2 separate regions of the Homo sapiens genome follow, and region 2 is linked to region 1. The links are chromatin contacts, found by Hi-C in ENCODE. All regions are on one chromosome and are shown on one strand. The core of a region is the stretch at or near the end of the contact, and the rest is flanking DNA. Distances in the headings are between cores, read along the strand shown.

The links. A loop is a pair of places that touch in the nucleus more often than their neighbours do. Pooled maps may share reads with other maps.
Region 2: a loop to region 1 is called in a pooled map of heart left ventricle, with 2.5 times the contacts of the local background. The contact joins the promoter of ZNF138 here to the promoter of ZNF727 in region 1. A Hi-C loop is called at or near these places in 1 of 50 pooled maps.

The regions. Positions count from the first base shown.
Region 1 is chr7:64,042,228-64,049,230 of GRCh38, forward strand. ZNF727 (zinc finger protein 727) reads left to right here and starts at 3,207. Exons shown (of 4, transcript NM_001159522.3): 1 at 3,207-3,397. The coding sequence starts at 3,395.
Region 2 is chr7:64,790,556-64,797,237 of GRCh38, forward strand. It overlaps ZNF138 (zinc finger protein 138), which reads left to right and starts at 3,873. Exons shown (of 4, transcript NM_001271639.2): 1 at 3,873-4,016. The coding sequence starts at 4,014. RefSeq lists enhancers at 3,599-3,648, 3,889-4,128, 3,913-4,473.

The DNA of each region.
Region 1 (7,003 bases), core at 1,957-4,456:
GCCGCCAGTCCCTGTTCTCTAAGTGGTGAAGCTGCAGAGCTGCCTGCTTGCAAAGCCCAGTGAGGTTTGGCCTGAGCTGGACTCAGACTCTCCCTCAGGTGGTGCCAATGGAAGGAGAGTAAACTTCCTACTAACCGGACCTGGGTGAAAAATGTTGAAGGGAACTTGTGGGGAAGAGAGGTAACGGGCTGTTTTCTGGGGCTTTTCTCTTAAGGGCCTCTTCCTGTTCTCTAATGCCAGGCAGCCCCAACCTATTTTCAGAGTTGGATACAGACAGCCCCTCCTCCAGGAACTGGTTTTTGATTTCAGTCCCCTACTCACACCCTCCATTGTGATGGGTCTCTTTATCTGTGTATCAAACCTTTTCAATAAATCTAAGATGCAGAGGATGGAATCTAAATCTGAGATTGCAGAGGCTCCATCCTCTGCATCTTAGATTTACTGAAAAGGTTAAGCTGGGTGCAGTGGCTCATGCCTGTAATCCCAGCGCTTTGGGAGGCCAAGGCAGGTGGATCACTTGAGGTCAGGAGTTCAAGACCAGCCTGGCTAACATGGTGAAAACCCATCTCTACCAAAAATATAAAAAATTAGCCAGATGTGGTGGTATGCACCTGTAATCCCAGCTACTCATGAGGCTGAGGCAGGAGAATCGCTTGAACCCGTGAGGTGAAGGTTGCAGTGAGCAGAGATCATGCCACTGTACTCCAGTCTGGGCAACAGAGCAAGACTCTATATCAAAATAAATAGATAAATAAGTTAGATACACAGAGTATTCTCCCCAGGGGCATCTGTGAGTTTTACCTCTCCACTCTCCCCCAGTGTTGCCCCAGCTACTCACCTTCCTTTTTTTTTTTTTTTTTTTTTGGTGTTATTCACATTTCCCTGGAAGTCAGACAGCCAGTGTTCATTAGAAAGGCCCCTTAGACCCTTAGACTAGGTCCCCTCCCCACTCCCTTCATACTGCATTACTGCCAGGGCCACCAGGGTCAGGGCATGTGCACAAAGCAGGAGTTGGGTCTGCAGCAGGTTCTGGGGTTCAAAGAACAGAACAATGGGAGCTGAGGCTCAGGGACCTCCCGCCCCAACTCTCTCTGATGACAGAAAAACTGGAGGCTCCCATTAAAAAAGTGCTCAGGCTTATATGAGCTGCCTGCCCTTAGAGAGGTCTAAGTTTACTCTCCTTCCATTGGAACCACCTGAGGGAGAGTCTGAGTCCAGCTCAGGCCAAACCTCACTGAGCTTTGCAAGCAGGCAGCTCTGCAGCTTCACCACTCTGGGAACAGGGACTGACGGCTGATGTGGAATCTTCAACATTCATAGGGAAGAGGGGCCTGATGCCTCAGCTCACAGAGGCAGCCGTGAGGCTCTCATGAGAGGAGGTTTGCCAAGTGCTGAGATCTAAGGGTGTAGTCCTGGATTCTCTTTTCCCAAGCCTCAGGATCCTGGTTCCAGCCCTGCCCATCCCAGGCTCACTCCCATCCATATAATCCTTTCTGGCAGGGTCTCCCATCACCAGATAACTGGAAAATGTGCCCAGGATGGAGGCAACACCCTGTGCCATCGGGTGGTGATGGGGATGAGTATCCAATTTTGGGTGTCCATTCAAGGCCTGTCCCCTGAAGTCTCATAATCCCCTGTCTCCTGGACCCTCCTATCTACATCTTCCACTTGAAAAAGCCAAAGACACTCAGCTGCCTCTCCCCAACTCTCTCCCCTCCTCCTAGCTGGCCTCCAAAAACATGAACCCCCATGTTCCCATGTTAACTCTGTGGTGAGATTTTTACAAGTCACAATGTTATGTGGTCCCTGCCCCCACTATTTCCCAAATCCAGCTCTTCCAGGCTTTTACTCAGATTTGTCTTATAGAGGCATTTCAGGGACTGTTGCCACAGGAGGGAAGGGCTACGGGAGAAAGGCCCCTTGCTCTTTTGATGTGGAGGCCTCCGGCTGTGAGGGAGGAGCTCTTCCCTCTGACTCCCTGGAGCTCCTCCCCATCACAGGGACACTGCCTTTTTGCTGCTTTAGCCTCATCTGGCCTCTCTGTGGTTTCGTCTCCAGGGTGGCCAACGTGGATGTCTTCATCTGCCAGAGTCAAAGAAAAGGTCAGTGATACTATGCTCCCTTCACCCAGTTATGCCCAGTTACACTGACCTGGTATCCTGGATAACTGGTGTGAGTAAGCTGGTCCAATGCTCCTGTCATCTCCAGTAAGTTCTGATTCTAGATTGACTCCCTGCTCCAACACTCCCTGTATGTGGAACCTTGGGCATGCAGCCAGGCCTCCCTGAGACTGTTTTCTCAACTTGAAAGTGTGATGGGAACCACCTACCTCACTGGGCCTTGTGAGGACTCAGTTATATGTAGCTGTCACCATTGTTCTCATCATCTCAGGAAGAGCCAGGCACAAGCACTCTCAAAGTTCTTTTCTCCTTTGAAGCTCATCATTAGCCCCTCTCAGTCTCATCATCCCTACATTTTTTGGATAAGAAAACAGAGGCCCAAAGAGGGCAGTGACTTGCCCAGGGCCCTAGAGAAGAGGCCGGCTCCTTCCCACACCTGGAGGCACTGACCCAGCTGACTTTACCCCACAGCCCAGCACTATCCCTGACTAGGGTCCCATCTTCGTTCTCCATGCTTGTTTAGGTCCTCAGGCAGGCTCAGCTTTGGTGGGAAAGAAACAGGGTGTTTTGGGAGGTCTGGGTGAGTGGCACTAACCAATCTGCTAGGCCCTCACCTCTCAGTCTCACTGAGACACTCCATTAATTGGAAGCAGACCCAAAATTGCTTCACAGACTGAAGGTGATAATTGTCTGCAGCCAGCTGGTGCAGCTGCATCTCCTGGAGGACTTTGATCTCCTGCAACTAAAGGGAAAGACAGGATGCTGAGACAGGGCCTGCAGCATACACATAACTATAATTCAGAAATTGATATACACACACGTAAATATAATCAGAAAGTGATATAATCTTATATACAACGTTAAATACAAATGTCCCTCAGGCAGGGCCAGGCCCCCAACACAAGGAGAAATCGCTGCCTGAACATGCTGCAGGCAAAAACCTGTCACTCTTTCCTCATTCAGCCCAGTGTCTCATTACATCTCCTGTCGATCAGGGTCTAAATGTGTGGGGCGGAGAACCCCAGCCAATCAGTGGTGCTAGCGTGAAAACTGCCCAATCAGGTGCGCAGCTAGAGAGGAAGAGGCGGGCTCTTCAATATGGCAAGGCCTTCGTCTCCTAGCTTCTAGGCTCTGAGTCCAGTACCCGTCTGTACTATTCCATCTCTTCCGCTCCATTAGCTCCTCGGTGACTCCACCATAGCCCCTGTTATCCTGTGACCTGCAGGTACTGGGAGATCCATAGGGAAGAAGGCGGAACATCCGGAGGCTGGGAAATGGTGAGTGCGCGGAGTGGGTGTCCCGAGAAGGGGGAAGAGGCTGTTTGAATCCGGTCGGAACTGGCTGCGGTGGGATCTTGGCCTCGCGGTCAGCTCTGCAGCAGCTCCGAGTCCCCGTGGGCACAGTTCAGTCCTCACTTCCCTCCGTCGCAGATTAGGAGCTGAGCCTGCAGCCAAAACCCGAGCGTCTTGTTTTGTCCATAAACGCGAATTTCTTTCCAGCCCAGAGACTTTTTGGGCAGCTCTGTGTCGCAATCCCGAGTCTCCTCCAGATTGTGCGGGGACGTCATAAGACGAGAATCCTCATTCAGGGTCTGGAGTTCCTCCGTGGAAGAAGCAGTGGGCCTTGGGGTCCCCAGTCCCTCCTTTCTCCTTTTAAAAATTGTGGCTTATTTTATTTATTTATTTTGGAGACAGTGTCTCACTCTGTGCCCAGGCTAAAGTGCAGTGGCAAGATTTCGGCTCACTGCAGCCTCCACCTCCTGGGCTCAGATGATCCTCCCACCCCAGCTCCCCAAGTAGCTAGGACTAGGGAGACATGCGCCGCCACCTCGCCTGGTTTTGTGGTTTTGTTTTTTGTTTGTTTGGTAGAGACGGGTTTTTGCAATGTTGCTCAGCCTGGTCTCGAACTCCGGAGCTCAGGTGATCCGCCCCCCTCGGGCCTCCTAAAGTGCCGGGATTACATGCATGAGCCACTGTCGTAGCCTAAATTGAGGCATCTTTAGGATATAGTTTCGAAGTGTTTTCCAGCCCAACTCTCCTATTTAAATGTAATACCCCATGTTGGAGGTGGGGCCTGGTGGAAAGTGTTTGGATTATGGGCGTGAATTTCTCATGAATAGTTTAGCACCATTCCTCTTGGTATTGACCTCTCGATAGTGACTGAGTTCCCTGAAGTTCTTATTTAAAAGTGTATAGCAACCCCCTTGCCTTCTTTTCAAGCTCCTGCTTCACCTTGCACCAGGATTTTAAGCTTCCTGGGTGGGGCCCCCCCAGAAGCAGATGCTGGTGTTATGCTTTCTGTACAGCCTGTGGAACCATGAGCCAGTTAATCCTCTTTCTTATAAATTACCCAGTCTGAGGCATTTATAGTAATGCCAGAACCGATTAATACAAACAGTTTATTTGCACAAACAGCAATTTATGAATCAGAGAATATCCAACTATGGTTTGGGGGCTCAAAGGAGAGACTTGGAACAAAAGGCTTTTGTAAGAGGTATGAGGAAGCAAACCAGATTCAGTATTTGATTGGTTACAGTTATGTATTGCATTTGCACCCATCCGGTGGAAATGTCCTGGTTATGTACTTAGAGCTTTATTGGCAGCTTGTGGTTGGTTAAGCCTAAGTTTTGTGTTTTTTTTTTTTTTCTCAAAGTTAGTAATTTGTAAGAAATTCTTTCGACGTAGTTAGGTTTCCTTAGGCAGAATCCCAGAGCATCATGGCCATTTCAGCCTAATTGCCAGCTATTTAGTTATTTTAATGCTCTACAGGGTCCTTGGTTTTGTCTGCAATTTTCAAATGTTTGGCAAGCAGGGTCTCAAATCCAAAACTTCTCCCAGCCTAACTGTTATAGGGACTGTAGAAAATTCTACATTTCCAATTTCTTTCCCACATTCCCCAATGCCGACTATCCCTGTCCAGATCACATTATCAACTATTAGTCCTTTATTTAATTTCAAAACGGACGTGGCATTTTAATTGTTTATTTTTGTTTAAGAGAGCAGTAGGTGGCTCTTTTTAATTTCGTCTGTTCGTGAACATTTCACATAACAGGAAAGCAGAGAGTAATCACCTGACGCTCTGCGCATCTCCTCTCATCTTCTCTAGGCACGCGCGCCTTCCCAGCATGTCTTTGGATCCTTTGCAGGGTGATGTGTCCTCAGTCACTCTCCTGTATTTTCCTGGTTCCAAGTATTACAGCTTTCTGGGGATGATCCAAGATACCCACAAGGACCATGTCTCTTGGAGTGTCTAGCAAACATTAGCCCCTGGGTCATCTCCTTTCAGAGAAGAGCCTGAGGTATTGGGTGGAGCCTCTCAGGGGAGCAGCTGGATGCCCTCGTGCTGAGAGCAGTTTCCTGATACACCCTTCCTCTAAAAAGCTAACTGCTTTAACATTAAGATTTTTTTCCCTCTCAACCCTAGCTTTCCTTTCTGCAGACACATTGGTGCTCAACCAATCAGGTGCTGGTATTGAGGGAAAAAGGCACAAATGCATCTTGCCCTCTGGTTTCTCTCAGGCTTGTGAAGGAGAATAACTGTCCCAAAGTATAGGAAAGACCCACCCTAGTGAGGGCGTGTATAAATTTGCAAAGCAAAATACACATCTGCCACACAGGGGGCAAGTGCAGTGTCTTTTGGGAGAGTGATGATCAAGTACTTTAGTGAGCAGAATGGGGGTGGGAGAATCTCTCAAGTGATTGACACATGAGTCTAAAACATCTGTGTTCCAGTCAGCACTACTTCACCCCGTGTTTGTTGCCTTGAATATATATGTTCAGTTATTTCAACTTCAGTTTTTCATTAATTGTAAAATGGATTTTATCATTAGAGCTTGAAAGATTAAAAAAAACCACAAATGTTTTCTAAGAGAAAAGAGGTAGATTTCAGAAAAAAAATAGTTTATATTCCATTGGTTAAAAATTCTCATTTACCTTTTATGTATTGCACAGTGAATGTAGTAAGATTCTGAGGTCTGTTCTGTTTTAGCATGATTTCAAACAGAATCCCAGGGCTTAGCTTTGGGAATGCTACCTGGGAAAAGACAGAGGAAATGTCTGTCTCATGATGGTTGCAGAAAAATAAATACATTTTTACAAGAAAGTGTGGTAGATTAACACGTAAATTACAAACATTCATGAAAACATCAGTTTCTGTCTCGTGCAGAGTGGAGAATTTGTGGTAGTGGGCAACTCATTATTTTTTAGAAAAATTTCTACTTCATAGGAAATATTTATGTGTACACAATAAAAAAGTATTTGCCACTATACATACATATCTTTGCTCAGGTAATACGTAACCTAAAGCAATATGATTGTCTAGTATAATTGTAGCCAGTAAATCAGTAGCTTTTTTTGTTTTTAAGCTGCAATGGATGCAACAATTTTATCAGTAATTCTTTCTAAGCTTATAAAAATATTTTAAATCATATGTTCATGGGAAGTGACACCTCACCAAGGCAAAAGCATTTTTTCCAATAAAATGCATGAAGGTGTTCTTTGAAAGCCAGGCAGATAATTAGCAGATTTTTTTCAAACAGAATCTTCATCTAAAACAGATTGGTGGCCAAGCCTGCAGAAAGTTAGAGAGAATTTGTCCAGTGCTGGGTTTTTGCAGAGCTATGTATGGAGAGGGCGGTGACCAAATATTCTAAAAGATATTGGTCTTCAATTTAGTGGCACAGGTATTGGCCAAGAAAATCTAATATGGTTCCTTCCAACAAATTTGAAGTAAATCTTTTTCTTCATAAAAATCTTGTTTAAAAAAGAAAATCAAATTTTATTCTTGTATTATTATATTATTATTAAAGCTAATTTTAAGAAAACCTTATAAACAGATGTATTCAGTCTCAGTCAGCTGACCATACAAGATAAGATTTCTAGAAA
Region 2 (6,682 bases), core at 2,623-5,122, 750 kb after region 1:
TAAAGGCATAAGAATTATGTCACATAATGGACTCTAGAAACTTGGGGGAAAGGGCGGTGTGGGGTTGAGGGATAAAAGACTACACATTGGGTACAGCGTATACTGCTCTGTAGATGGGTGCACCAAAATCTCACACACCACTGCTAAAGAACTTATTCATGTAACCAAACACCACCTGTACCCCCAAAACTATTGAAATAGTAATGATAAAAACAAGAAACACAGAAAACTCCATAAGTTTAAGTTTATATGCTTTGGCATTTTATTTTTTTTAGAAAGGGTCTCCCTCTGTCACCCAGAATGAAGTACAGTGGCTTGATCACGGCTCACTGCAGCCTCGACCTTTTGGGCTCAGGCAATTCGCCTTCCTCAGCCTCCTAAATAGCTGGTACTACAAGTGCGGGCCACCATACCCAGCTAATGTTTGTATTATTTGTAAACATAGGGTTTTGCCATGTTGCCCAGGCTGGACTTGTATTCCTAGGCTTAAACAGTCTTTGTTTCTTGGCTTTTTAAAGTGCTGGGATTAGGTTGGGCACAGTGGCTCGTGCTTGTAATCCCAGCATTTTGGGAGGATGAGACGGTTGGATCACTTGAGGTCAGGCATTTGAAACCAGCCTGGCCAACATGGTGAAACCCCGTCTCTACTAATTATCTAATTCTCTAGAGAATTTTGCAGCCAACTTTATATATGAACAAACTTATGCCTTGATAGGTACAAGATGAAGGGTCAATGTGGGTGAGAAATTCTAATGGGACATTTGTTGCCTCATAATATCAGAAACACAGAATATAGGTCCACTGCTCTTAACCTACTTCAGAAGTTAAAAAGAACTCATTCACAATAAGTTTCAGAGCATTGCCTGGCCATTACTCTTCTAAATAAGCATCATTTGTTAGGTCTTTTTTTTTTTTTTTTTTTCATGGTTCAGGGTAAAAAAATCAGGCATTGGTTAGACATTTATCCTTCATAATAGTCTCTATAGCAGATTCTACTGCAAAGGCTATGGTTACACAATAGACTTTTTTTACTAAAGTTGTGCTAAATAATGGAATTTCTTGAGATTACTTATTGCATAAACAGAAAAGTATCTGTGTAGTTGCTAATATGCATAGTTGCACATGGAGAAATATATTATAGAGATTATACAGAAATATATTACACGTATTACAGAGATTCAGTTACGGGGGTTTAAGAAACAGGCTGCTTGGTTGAAATGAGGAGACCATTTATTTAGCTGATAACTTGGTCTATCTCTCAAAATTGAGAAGATAACCAAAAAGGAGAAATTGTTAAATTATAGCCTGAAGCTCTCTGTTTTCATGTTTAATTTTGGTCAGTAGGTTTTTTGTTTGTTTGTTTTTCTTTTTTTTTTTTTTTTGGTACATACTAAACTGAAACCTAACTGGATATGTAAGTAGATTATAACCCATTCCTGTACCAGCCACTGTGATTTTGCCAATAAAAGGACATCAACTCTTCAAACCATGTTCAAATAAGGCAAATCCCAAGCTGTAATCAATTTGGCTGTTTCTGTACCTCAATTTCATTTTCTGTATGCCACTTTGCTTTTTCTGTTGATCAATTTTTTTACCATGTTGCTGTGCTGGAGTCTCTCTGAGCCTATTCTGGGCCCACAGGCTGCCTGATTTGCAAATCATTCTTTGTTCATTTAGACTCTGTTACATTCAATTTCTCTGAAGGTTTTGTTTTTTTTTTTAGATGTTTACAGATTTTATCTATGATAAAAAATAAGTAATGTGTTGCTGGGCTTTGATTTTCTCAACTCATCCCTCATCTATCTTTTTCCACATATGCTATGTCCTTTTGAAATGCTCCTGCAACTTTTTTCTTTTCTGTTTCTTTTCTTTTCTTTTTTTTTTTTTGGAGAAAGGATCACACTCTCACCACCCAGGCTGAAGTGCAGTGTCGTAACCAATCATGGCTCACTGCAGCCTCGACCTTCCAGGCTCAAGTAATCCTCTTGCCTCTGCCACCTGAGTAGCTGGGACTACAGGATTGCCTCATGCTGGCTAATTTTTATTTTTATTTATTTTTATTTTTTATTTTTTTTGAGACGGAGTCTCGCTCTGTCACCCAGGCTGGAGTGCAGTGGTGGGATCTTGGCTCACTGCAAGCCCCATCTCGTGGGTTCATGCCATTCTCCTGCCTCAGCCTCCCGAGCAGCTGGGACTGTATTTTTAGTAGAGACGGGGTTTCACCGTGTTAGCCAGGATGGTCTCGATCTCCTGACCTCGTGATCTGCCCTCCTCGGCCTCCCAAAGTGCTGGGATTACAGGCATGAGCCACCGCGCCCGGCCATGACTGGCTAATTAAAAAAAAAAAAATTTTCATGCACATAGGATCTTAACTATGTTATTCAGGCTGCACTTGAACTCCTGAGCGCAAGTGATTCTCCCATCTCAGCTTGCCAAAGTGCTAGGATTATAGATGTGAGCTACCGTGTGCTTCTTCAATTTCTTAAGATTATTTCTAGCAATAATAATAAACAGTGCTATATGGGCACAAATCTAAAAGAAATCTGGCTTCTATTTTAGAAGTGTCACTCTCCAGGATTTCAAGGGTCAAATGGAGTTAATTCTGAGTCCCAGCCCAGCCACTTAATAGCTGTGGGTCTTTGCACAAATTTTTTTTTTTTTGATGTGGAAGAGTTATATAAACCACATATGCAAAAAAAGGCAGAATGATACTGATTGCAAAAATGTTAGCAATTTTTCATCCCTCCGCTATCCATGCCCATTGCCAGGTGCATTTACAGCTGTTTCCATTGAGATCCAGTTCTGTTTTCCAAACCCTAGATCTGGCTGGCCTTATTTGCTCAGGGCAGTAAAAACCTGTGAACAGTGCAGTGTGCTAGTTTGAGGCGTAGGCTCAAATGGTTTTGCATGCTTCTGTTTTTCTTTCAGAAGGCTACTATCTCCGCGAAAAAAGCCCATGTTAGCCAGATGGAAGATAAAATAGTATGGGGAGGAGAAGCAAGTTGCCTCTGTTGACAGCCTCAGAAGCAGAAGCTCACCCCCAGAAGCACAGCTGCCTAGTCAACAAGCAGCTGATGATACATGTCTGAAGGAACTCAGCTGAGGTCACAAGAATGGTCTCACTGAGCCCAGCCTAAATGACTAACCATCTCAATTAGAGTGAATTCCACCTGTTTATTCTTAAAGTTTGACTACTAGAAAATTTGGAATTCACATGTGCTCTGTAATCCCAGCACTTTGGGAGGCCGAGGCAGGTGGATCACCTGAGGTCAGGAGTTCGAGATCAGCCTGACCAACATGGCAAAATTCTGTCTCTATTAAATATACAAAAAGTAGCCGGGCGTGGAGGCGGGTGCCTGTAATCCCAATTACTCAGGAGGCTAAGGCAGGAGAATCACTTGAGCCCGAGATGCGGAGTTTGGGGTGAGCCGAAATCGTGCCACTGTGCTTGAGCCTGGGTGAGAGTGAGACTCTGTCTCAAAAAAAAAAAAGAAAAAAATCTCAGGCTGCCTGCTCAAAGGACCAGAAGCCAGTACGGTTATAAAATCTGGAATTTAAAAATAATTGTTATATTCAGATGTGAATAGCTATATGTTATTTATAAATGCATACGACCTTATACACAAGGTTAAATGCAAATGCCCTCTGGGGTGGGCCTGACTCAGCTCAGGGAGGAAGCCCTTCTGGAAAAGGCTGCTGCTTAGGTTTAACTCTGTCTTCCTTCAGCCCAGCACCTGAGCACATCTGTCACTCAGGGCCTGAGGGGGCGGGTTGTTAAACGTTATCCAATCAGGGACGCCGGGCTGGGAACGGTCCAATCAGGCACCCAGCTGGAGCGGACATGACGTCTTCCGGGAGGCGGCGGGGTCTTTGTCTCGCTGCAGCGGGTGCTGCAGGTCTGGCCTTCACTTTTCTGCGTCCTCTTACTCCTAGAGGCCCAGCCTCTGTGGCGCTGTGATCTGGTTATTGGGAGATTCACAGCTAAGACGCCAGGATCCCCCGGAAGCCTAGAAATGGTGAGAGTGCTGGGTCCGACATCCCGAGAGAGGGGGAGGGAGCTGGTTGGAACCGGTCGGAAGTGGCTGTGGCAGTACTCGGGTCTTCCCGCAGTCGGCTGCAAAATCCGCGGCCCCGAGTTCTTGGCACAGCTCGGCCCTCAGTCCCCTTAAGCCATAGCATGGCAGCTGGGCTGACAGCCGGAACCAGGCGTCCTGTCTCCTCCCTGCGCAGTGACTGTGCCCTGGCCTGGAGCCCTCTCTGAGCAGCTCTGCACCCGCAGCGATTGTGCAGAGACGACGGGAGGGTCGTCAGGGGAGAATCCTGACTCGGGGTGCTGGGTTCATGAATGGGAAGAGGTTTCCTCCGCGGGCTTCCCTGTCCCTCTTTTCCCCTATTAAAATTTATGAAAGTCACCGCAAAAAAATTAATTTAATCAAACAGTGATTCAAGAATTGTGGAGCACCCAGCTGTGGTTTGCAGTAGTGGTCCGTGGGAGGGGTTTGAAGGAAACACTTGTATAAGGTGTATGATAAAACCAAATTCAGTAATTGGTTAGTAGAGTTATGTAGTTTCTTAATTTGTACAATGAAGGAGGAAATTTCCTGGTCATGTAATCAGAGGTTAATTGGCAGTTTACAGTTGGTTAAACATGAATTTTATTTTTCACAAGGTAGTAATTTACAAAAAAATGCATTTGAGTTAGATTTTTTTAAAACCAGAAACCCTGGGACTGGAGCGACCTCAGTCTAATTGCCTGCCACTTAATTATTTTCACACTCCACAGGGGACAGATCTTCCCCTTCATTTTTCACATGTGTCCCAAGCAGGGTCTCAAGACTCCTCCCCCTCCCCATTTCCCATTCCTTCAGCCTAACTCTGGCTTGCAGTAAAATACTAAATTTCCAGTTCCTTCTGACATTCCCAAATGCCAACTTCCCCTTCCTAATTCACATTATCAACTATTTGTCCTTTAGTGTACATTTGAAATACTGTATTTTAATTAATCATTTTTTGACAAAGCATGGATGGCATTTTAAAAAAGATTTGTTATCTGTTTGTAAATATTTCCCATGAGAAGAAACCAAAGACTCATCCCCTGATGCTGTATTGTAAAAAATCTCTGTGCCTTTTTTTTTTTTTTTAAATCTTCCCTAGGTACAGAGATCTTATCAGAATATTTTTGGGTCAAGGTTTCCCTTTGGAAACTTTATAAGGTAATGTGTCCTTAGTCACTCTTCAGTTTTTTCCTTGGTCCTGGGTTTCAGTACTTTCTGAGGATAAATCAAAATATCCACTGTGGCTGTGTATGCTAGAATCTCTGGTAAATTTCAGCTCCTGGCCTGGAATGAACTCTGGTTATCTGGGAATGGGAGACAGAGGACAACCTGAGGTTGGAGTGTAGCCTCTCAAGGGAGCAGGTGAATGCCCTGGGGCTGAGAGGAATCTCCTGGTGTACTCTTCCTTTGAAAAGCAAACCCTTTGAGAAGTTAAGATTGTCTTCAAACCAACCCAGTGTCCATTTCCGGAGACATATTGCTGGTCAATCAATCATATGCTGGTATTGAGGGGAGAACACAGAAATAATTTCGGCCCACTGGATTCTCTAAGATTTGTGAAAGAAATGATAGTATCCAAAAAGACAAATCAAACCTTACCCCAGTGAGATGGTTCAAGAACTTGCAAAGTGAAATGTACTTGGGGCAGTCACTGAGGCATAGTGCAGCGTCTTCAGAGAGGGTGGTCTTCAGAGAGGGTGGTCGTTTAGCACTTAAGTGAGCAGGATGGGGTGGGAGAATCTCTCAAGTGATTGGGTGGCTTGACTTGACATGTGAGTGAGATACATCTGTTTTTTAATCAGCACTGCCACTCCCTGGGATTGTCACCCTGAAAAGATTTGTTCACTTACTTCAGTGTTTTAATTGTAACTTGCAGTTTATTAGTAGGACTAAAAGGTAAGAGGATAATTAGAATGGGCATGAAAGAGATGGGTTTTGGAAAAAAATATCTAATCATATATTCTATTTGTTAAGTATTCTCATTTACCTTTTTCTTTCCCAGACTGAGTTTAGGAATTTTCTCAGGTCTGTTTTTTTATGGCTGGGTGATGTCCAAGAGTATTCCAAGGCTTAGCTTTTAGAATGCTACCAAGGAAAAGAATAGGGAAAATACTTCTTCCATTTTGGCTGTGGAAAACGAATACATTTCCGGCGGGGTGCGGTGGCTCATGCCTGAAATCCCAGCACTGTGGGAGGCCAAGGCAGGGAGATCACCTGAGGTCAGGAGTTCTAGACCAGCCTGGCCAACATGGTGAAACCCCATCTCTACTAAAAATACAAAAATTAGAAATTAGCCATGAATGGTGATAGGCACCTGTAATCCCAGCTATTCGGGAGGCTGAGGTGGGAGAATCATTTGAACCCCATAGGCAGAGGTTGCAGTGAGCTGAGATCGTGCGGCTGCACTCCACCTTGGGCGACAGAGCGAGACTCCATCTCAAGAAAAAAGAAAGAAAGAAAATGAATACATTTCCACAAGAAGATGTGGTAGATAATTGGTGAGTTATACAGATTCATGAAAATATCAGTTCCTCCTTTTTCAGGGTACATTTCAGTGAATACCTCTCTTCTGTATCCAGTCATCTTGATTTCTGAGGTTAATGCTAAATTTTTTAAGATGAAACTTG